2 separate regions of the Homo sapiens genome follow, and region 1 is linked to region 2. A link is an interaction called in ENCODE POLR2A ChIA-PET data of the cell type or tissue named here. Cell type or tissue: Panc1. All regions are shown on one strand. Links, peaks and the distances in the headings refer to the core of each region. The heading gives the core; the rest is flanking DNA.

What was found. Peaks named below come from ENCODE experiments on the same cell type or tissue, not always from the same donor. Only the 100,000 strongest peaks of a DNase experiment are listed, where the experiment ranks them.
Region 1: POLR2A ChIA-PET joins it to region 2 with 5 read pairs; 4 of 35 experiments call an interaction of 5 or more read pairs at or near these places.

What each region holds. Positions count from the first base shown.
Region 1 is chr12:65,932,967-65,937,137 of GRCh38, forward strand. All of the region lies in intron 3 of HMGA2 (high mobility group AT-hook 2), which reads left to right. HMGA2-AS2 (HMGA2 antisense RNA 2) reads right to left here. Exons shown (of 4, transcript NR_199060.1): 4 at 352-2,163. Among named protein-coding and RNA genes, the nearest start is that of HMGA2-AS2, 14 kb to the right of the region's middle. In Panc1, for the core only: no CTCF peak of the experiment used is centred there; no DNase peak of the experiment used is centred there; H3K27ac peaks cover 2,384 bases.
Region 2 is chr12:66,071,030-66,075,200 of GRCh38, forward strand. No RefSeq gene overlaps it. Among named protein-coding and RNA genes, the nearest start is that of LINC02425, 42 kb to the left of the region's middle. In Panc1, for the core only: no CTCF peak of the experiment used is centred there; no DNase peak of the experiment used is centred there.

The DNA of each region.
Region 1 (4,171 bases), core at 934-3,433, 140 kb before region 2:
TTGGGCACATACCACAGACACCAACTTGTTTTTTCTTTCCCACACCTCTGTCCTATATATGCTAAGTTTATTCTTGGGCTGTGACAGAGGAGCATTCCTTATCACTTTGAGAAGTTCAGCTAGGATATTTAGGGGATGAACTGCATTCTTACGAATTCTTTATCATGATTACACTCCTATCTAGTATAATTTGAAGATAAAGTAGGGCCTTTGGAGGTAGACTAGCATAGGTTTGAAATGTTTCCTTCATTCATTATCAGCTGCCAAGAGTAACCTGGGGACGATTCCGTGCTTCGTAAACATGGTCTCTTCATATACATGCTGATATACAGGAAAGACCTTTGCAGAACTCCATGAAAGTTTGTTTTTTATTATTGTACTAAAAATTACATATACCTGACCAGACACAAAACTAAGCTGTAAGTTTTCTTTAAACCTCCTTAATATTTTGTCCTTTAAGCATAAGCGATGTTGCAAAGCACCCCTTTAATTTATCCTGTGTAAACAATCACTATAGTCTGCAAAATAGATTGCATTTCTTATGAAATCCACTTTGTAATAACATTTTGTATACAGAATGATGCATTCAGTGAATGAGGTAATTAATGCTAAAGGATAAAAAGATTATTTAAAAAATTTACCAAACTATACCTTGCTTCCTCAGTAGCTATGCATAGGTAAGTCTGTTATTCTGAAATTATGGTTGACTGAAAGAATAAATATAAAAGATAGTGGGAGGTATCCATCAAAAATGTCTTTATCTTTTTAAACACTGGTATGCACTCTATAAGGAGTAAGCAACAGTGACAATTTTTCCCTAATCACTAAATGATTATTAACCATTTGTAAGAAGAGTTAACCTGTCCTTAATTTGTTTGAACCCATAGGGCCATGAACAAACACCATAATAGAGTGAAGAAAGCAATGCCAACGTAGACCAATTTTATCACTAATATAGAACTGCCCTGGGACAGAGTATGCCCAGATATGAGTTCTCAGAAAAAGCCACAGAACTCTTCTGTAAACTCCTATATCAACTATATCCTACCTTCTCTTCTGCCTCAGCTTGCAGTAGCAGAAAAAGTTTACATGTGTTTGTATATTCACTGAACAGTAGCCCTCAAAGAATAGGGAATTCTCACATCTTTTCAAAAAGAGCCACTTAAAGAAAATACATTCTAAGTGCTTTAATTCAGATTTAAATGGCTACATTGCGAGATATTATTCCATATAATTGGAGTAATTGTGAATTTATACAGATTTTCAACAGTGGCACTGTGCAACCATTGATAAAATACAGGGGCTGGGGGGATAAAACCAGTATTGCCTGGATCCAGTGACATTTTCCCATGCTCACTTTTTCCAGTTGTGTAGCAATGACCATATTCTCTAATAACATCAGCATACTTTTATGCTTTGGTCTTTTTCCTTTTCATTAGGAGAATACTGGAATTCATGCTGTAGAATGGTTCCTTTTATACCCCAGCCCACTTGTTCAACGACATTCCTGTGATTTTACTATCTAATATGTTGTGGCTATAACCAGAGAATGCAAAATCTGTCTTCCTGAGAGCCTTGGCCTCTATGTTTTCTACCAAATCATACCTCCATTTTCTCTATAAAGGCTGTTGGTACACCCACAAATGTCATCTGTTTGTGATGAGCAGAACTGAGGCACTTTTGTTCTGATGCTTACATTTGTTCACATGAATAGAAGTTCCTCACTTGAAAGTGATTTGCACATAGGTTGAGGAACTGTGAATGAAATCACTCAACCTAGAGGCTGGCATTCTTCATGCTGCTGGCTGTTGATTTCTTCATCTTCTCCCTGAAGACCCTGCATGAGTGGTGAGTATCCATAAAGGCACCAGGAGACCCAGACACCTCTGTGGCAGCCAAGCAGGTGTTACCCTGCAGGACTTAAGAGGGATCTTAAGAGCAAGAGAAGGAAGGAGTGACTTCTCTCACCAGTGGTCAGAGCAGAAGGTGCAGAGCAGCAAGTTGCAGGTGCTGGCAGTGATGGCTTCTGAACTGAAGAGCAACCAAACCCTCCCATGTAACCCTGTCACCACAGCTCAAAGGGAGGTTTTCTTGCCCCCCAGTAGAAGGGAACTGACAGCGCCTGTATGGCTTTGCATCCTGAAGATACTGTAGTTGTTGCGTCTGTTGGGGAAGCATCAAGAAAATTAGATTGTTCCAACATTCAAGCTCTTCCATATTAGCTTTGTGTTCCATTTGATGTCAAACAATAGGTTGAAAAATTAGCTTAATTCTAAGCTTATATGTATATAGGGAATTTTATCAATTATTAGCACCATTATAACTTGTTAAACAGTGAACTTATAGTTGAATGTGATCTATTAGATGGCTGCTTAACATTTGCTCGAGAATAATCTATTAGTCATCTAAGCACAAAGCAGCTATTTGAAAATTTGTTGAGTAAATGACATCTCTTTGACAGAAATATCTGCATAATTGCAGTGTGTTATACATGCTCGTTATAGCCTAACTACACGTCTGTTTGAATTTGGGTTTTTCTTTTTTTTTTTCTGTCTGCATAACACACATGCAGACATCATAGTGTGAATACTTACTGTTATGATCTTGGAGAAAAGTGTATCTGTCAACTCTTTAACAGCCTAAGCATACTAAAGGTAGTTTGTAAGCAACACATAACTTTGAACATGGAAAAATTAAGTTTGCTTTTAATGAAATTCTAATTTTGTAACTTGCTGAGAGTTATTTTTAGAGAGTGGTAACTGTTGAAGAAAAAGAAGCTTTTTTTTTCTTTCAAATCCTGAAATGTAATTGGTAGTCATTAATTAAATTTTATAAAATAGATGTTCCTTTCAAAAGCAATCTCAAACAATAGTACATTTTAAAGTCTGGATCTCTTTCCCAGCAGCCCAGGGTGTTTTGAAGATAGGAGAACAAGGGAAGTACTTTAAGCTGTAAAGTCTTGCAGGGTAGCAGTTAAGTGCTTAAGGCACTGCATTCTTGATGCAGCGTCCTGTTACAGTAATATTATGAAAAAAAGCTACAGGGAATTCTCATACATGTCTAATACATATAGCTTTAATGTTCACATGGCTGGACCCATTCACAAATGGAATCTGTGGGTCAGATGTAGTTTGCAAGCCACTATTATTAAGCTGTTTTCCTTTTACTATTAAGTAATGTTGTTCCTTGTTAATATTATGAATGCGTGTGTTCTTTGCTCTCTCTGTAAATCTTTTGTTCCATTCATTTTTTTTTTTTTTGGCCTTACAAGAATGTGGGGGGAGGATATCCCTATCCACAAATCAAGTACTTTAAATAGCCAGGCTAGAGCTGAATGAAGGAAATCAGTCTAGATAACATCTTTGTGAAATGTATGCCTATGAACTCTGCGTCACACAATACAAAGGAAATTGCCATTGTCCTGCACAAGTTAGGTGAACAAAGCACATAAAAAATCCTGTTCTGGTTGCCATACATATTCCTGTGCAGCTGAAACTAGAATTCCAAACGCCACAGAAACGGCCAGGCTTAAGTGACTAACTTGCAAATCAGAGAGTGCAGGTTTTACATTGATAATACAGAGAGACCTGTAATCATTCATCACAGTGGTACTACATTTATTGATACTGAGCACTGCAAATCATAAACAATAAGGATTACATGACCACTGCTGCTACGGTGACTACTACTGCCATCACCGCCACCCTCCCTAGTGCTATTGAATAATGCTTATTAAGTTCTTTCAGCCAGCAACTGTGCTATGTACTTTAGTGTCATTCATCATATTTAATCACCCCAGCAACCCAATGAGGAATCCACTTTATAGAATTAAGGAAATTGAAGTTTAAATTGCTACCAGGTCACACAGCTTACGCATACCTGGTCTCATACTTGATCTCAGAGGTCTTTCTGGCCCCAAAGCCCTGTTCTTCCCCCACTATCTTGAACTTCCTTTCCCTGTATGTGAAGGGAATGGAACTCACCAGGTACCAAGATGTCACCTCCTAACCCTTACAAAGCCCAGTGAGTTATTTGGAGGAGAATTTTTCCCAAGGCCAAAAAGCTGCCCGTGTAATACTCCAAAGTAACTTCCATATCCTGGAAAGAGCAACTACAATCAAAGATAGCACCTTACAAACATCCTTCTTTTATTTAAAAAAATTAATTTTTT
Region 2 (4,171 bases), core at 516-3,015:
AATTACCCAGCCTCAGGTATTCTGTAATACGAACAGAAAACAAACTGAGATAGTGCATTACTGTTCAGCAAAAAGCAGTTAGCTATTGAAGGGGGAGCTACTGAGATGAGCCCTCCACCTCAGGATGCTGCTGTAGCAGGGCTGTGCCAGGCAGATGAGAGAGCCGAAGGCTGGAGTCCAGGTCATTTCTAGGCTAACCAGGGAGGGGGACTCTGGTGCAAAAGATGTGGGAGTGGGGGCCCCTTTCTCGATATCATAGGTAACCCCATACTGGTTACCAACTTGACTTTCTGTGAGTGGCATAGCTCACCCTCACTACTTTCCCTGCGGCCCACCACCCCCACACTGGCAGGCTAACTGCATGGTACGCCCTGGGGGGAATAGGCTGAGAATTCTGAGCCTCAACTCCACCCAGTCTTGGAAATTCTAGCCCTTTATCTCTTTGCCCCTATAACCTGTATCAGAAGCTTAGATTAATCGCTGAGGGACTGCACCCAGGGAGGGATGGGGTGTTACTGGGGAAACTGGATTTACCCTCTAGTTGCTAGGTCTGGCTCCAAGTTCTAGGTTTCCTCATTCCAAGTTCTAGGACCCTTGATATGAGCCATTCCTCTGGACCCTTTCCTCAGGGAGTTTGGTGAGGAAAGAACATGTTAGCATATCCTTAGAGACTGCTGTGGCCTAAGAATAGAAAAAGAGGAAATCACTGCATTGTGGGGGATTCCAGTCCCTCCACTTCTTGCTTCTCTTGGGCCCAGAGAGAAGCTGTTTTCCTTTACAAACAGTGCAGTGCATACATCCAGGGCATAAGAGTTTTGTTCTTTCCTGCGCTTTGAGGAGACTACAGTGTATTTTGCCTTAAATATATGCCCCAACATTTACCAGCTTCACAGTCTGCATATTTCACTTCTAACACTGAGGTTAAAACAAAAATGAATACAATATTTTTTAGACGTGAATGAAATCAACAAGTTTTGTTTTGTTTTTTAAACTTTTGCCATAAACTGTGACTAGTTTTAATGATTTCACAAATTGCTATCTCTAAATTCTAGGAATGTGTGTTTGAGGCTCCCCTATTTTGAGATTATAGACAGGCCAAAGATACAATCTGAACAAATTTTTTATCAAGATAAGGGATGGGGGCTGGTGACATAGAATAAGGGTGTTTCCAAGAGGGTTCAGGACTGGGAGGGAAAATAATCCAAAGTTGTGACCTGTGTTGGACCAACAGTGAAACAAAAACAGCATAAGCTTCCTCTTAGAGAGTTGTGGGAACCTAGAAGTTCCTCTTATGCGAACACCTTCACTTAACAAGTGAGAAACATTAAAACTGAAAGAGAAATTTTCCTAAGCCCTGTTATAAGAAATAAATGTGTAGGAACAGATTACAAGGCAGTATCTATAGTTTTAAGGGTTGGTTCATCAAGCCTATGTTTTGTTGATCTACTAACTACAAATTTGAATGCGAGAGGGACCAATATATAAAAATCCATTCCTTGTCTGAGTTCTTCAACCTGCAAACACACTCAATGATAACAGAAGAATATCAGGATGTGTCTATTGCAAGCTGTTTGTCTTATTTCAGCCTATTAGCATCCCTGGGAGGACGGCATTATCACCTAGTTGTAAAGATGAGGAAACTTGTTTGGCTAAAGTGACTCAACTTGTAAGATATCAAAGTGTGATGTGTCTGGCTTCCAAGCCTAATGTTTTCAGTTGCAACGTAACTTTTTCTATGTTGATTTCCCATTAGCGCTAGGTCTACATGTGAAAATTTCAGTTCTAATTTCCGTTTTAGGAATGGTTCACACTCTGAATCATGTGAGGTTCCTTACGTGGCTTGCGACCAACTGGCCATTACAGTTAATCCCTCGAATCTCTTCCAGGGTATCACCAAATCATTCTCCAAATAAAATTATTCAAAAATCAAATCCAAGGATAAGAAAAAAGTGAGCAGAGGGGAGTCCATTAAGTTTCATCTTCTTCCAATTAGTTCAACACTCTTCACTTATTTGGCTGTTCCAAAGATATTTTGTCCTGCTTAAAAATAGAGGTGCGGCCAGGCATGGTGGCTCACGCCTGTAATCCCAGCACTTTGGGAGGCTGAGGTGGGCGGATCACGAGGTCAGGAGATCGAGACCTTCCCGGTGAACACTGTGAAACCCGTCTCTACTAAAAACAGAAAAAAATTAGCCGGGTGTGGTGGCGGGTGCCTGTAGTCCCAGCTACTCGGGAGGCTGAGGCAGGAGAATGGCATGAACCTGGGGGGCGGAGCTTGCAGTGAGCGGAGATTGCGCCACTGCACTCCAGCCTGGGCAACAGAGCGAGACTCCATTTCAAAAAAAAAAAAAAAAAAATGAGGTGCAAGGTGCAACAACATTCCATTCAAAAAACAGCTAGCATATCTTCTGGCATTTTTAAAAAAGAAGTTTAACCCAGAAATCCTATAAGATTCTTTTTTTTTTTTTAAATTTTAGACAGAGTCTCCCTCTGTCACCCAGGCTGGAGTGTAGGAGTGTAGTGGCGCTATTTCGGCTTACTGCAACCTCCACCTCCCTGGTTCAAGTGATTCTCCTGCCTCTGCCTTCTGAGTAGCTGGGAGTACAGGTGCATGCCACCACATCTGACAATTTTTTTTTTTGTATTATCAGAAAAGTCAGGGTTTTGCCATGTTGACTAGGCTAGTCTCGAACTCTTAGCCTCAAGTGATCCTCCCACCTCAGCCTCCCAAAGTGCTGGGATTACGGGTGTGAGCCACTCACCCGGCCAATTCTGTAAGATTCTATAAGTTCTCCTGCACTTGCCAGGTGTGGCAACTCATGCCTATAATCCCAGCACTTGGGGAAGCTGAGGCAGAGGCCAGGAGTTCTAGGTTACAGAGAGCTATGATCGTGCCACTGCACTCCAGCCTAGGCAACAGAATGAGACCCTATCTCTATTTTTTAAGAAGGGAGGGTACTGGTTGAGGTGGCTTACACCTGTAATCTCAACGCTTTGGGAGGCCAAGGTGGCAGGATTGCTTGAGGCCAGGAGTTTGACACCAGCCTGGACAACATAGCAAGACCTCGTCTCTGCTAATATATATATATATATTTTTTTTAATTAAATGAGCATGGTGATGTGTGCCAGCTGAGCTTAAGTCCAGGAGTTCAAAACTGCAGTGAACTATGATCATGCCACTGCACACTCCAGCCTGGGCAACAGAACAAGACCCTGTCTCAAAACAAAACAAAACAAAAACAAACAAAAAACCACAAAGTTTTCTGCAGTTGATCATGAGAGGCAAGCTGTCTCTTAAACTGAGAGCAGAAAAGCAATGGCAAGGAATATAGGAAACTTTTCTGATATCTTCAAGGTGGTAGAAATTTTATAGTGGAAAAATACACTGCAATGCATTCTGTAGTTAATGAAACCATTTGTTCTTTAACAAATACTTATTGAGTACTTATGATGGATTAGACACTATCAAACTTGCAATATAGCCTCATAATTGAGATCTGAAATAAATAAAGATTTAGGAACTCTTACCTCACTAACCTGGAAATATGATCTTAGCAGTAAGCTGTATATTTCCATCCAGTGATGATAAAGAAAAAAGGGGAAAAATTTTGTTGTGGAAGCCATACATGTTGATAGTAGTTGCAAGGAATAACAGCACACACTTCTTATGAACTTGAAATAATGCTTCAAGCATTTCTTGCTTTCCACACAAATATATATCCGGCCACAAATGTAAACACTGTCCTCCCACATAGTCCTGGCATTGCAGAAAGAAAGAAGCATGAAACAAGGAGATCTCACCTCATGACCTCTGTATCCCAGCTCACACACGGTAACAGGACTTTCCTGATACATTTTAGTGAAAGTTCAATCAGATATCCTTGAATGATATACATACTTTTAAATACAAAGAAAAGGAAAATACTTTTATGATATTTTAAATTTGATCCTCTAGAAAGAAAATAGATTTCAGTGATTATACTATCACTATTACTATTGCTGTTACTACCTTAGACATAAATAACAGAAAACATTTTTCTTAGAAAAAGTCAGAGGGTTTCTGACACAGAAAGTGAAACACAGATTATTATTATTTTTTATTTTTTTGAGACAGAATCTTGCTCTGTCACCCAGGCTAGACTGCAGTGGTACGATCTTGGCTCACTGCAGC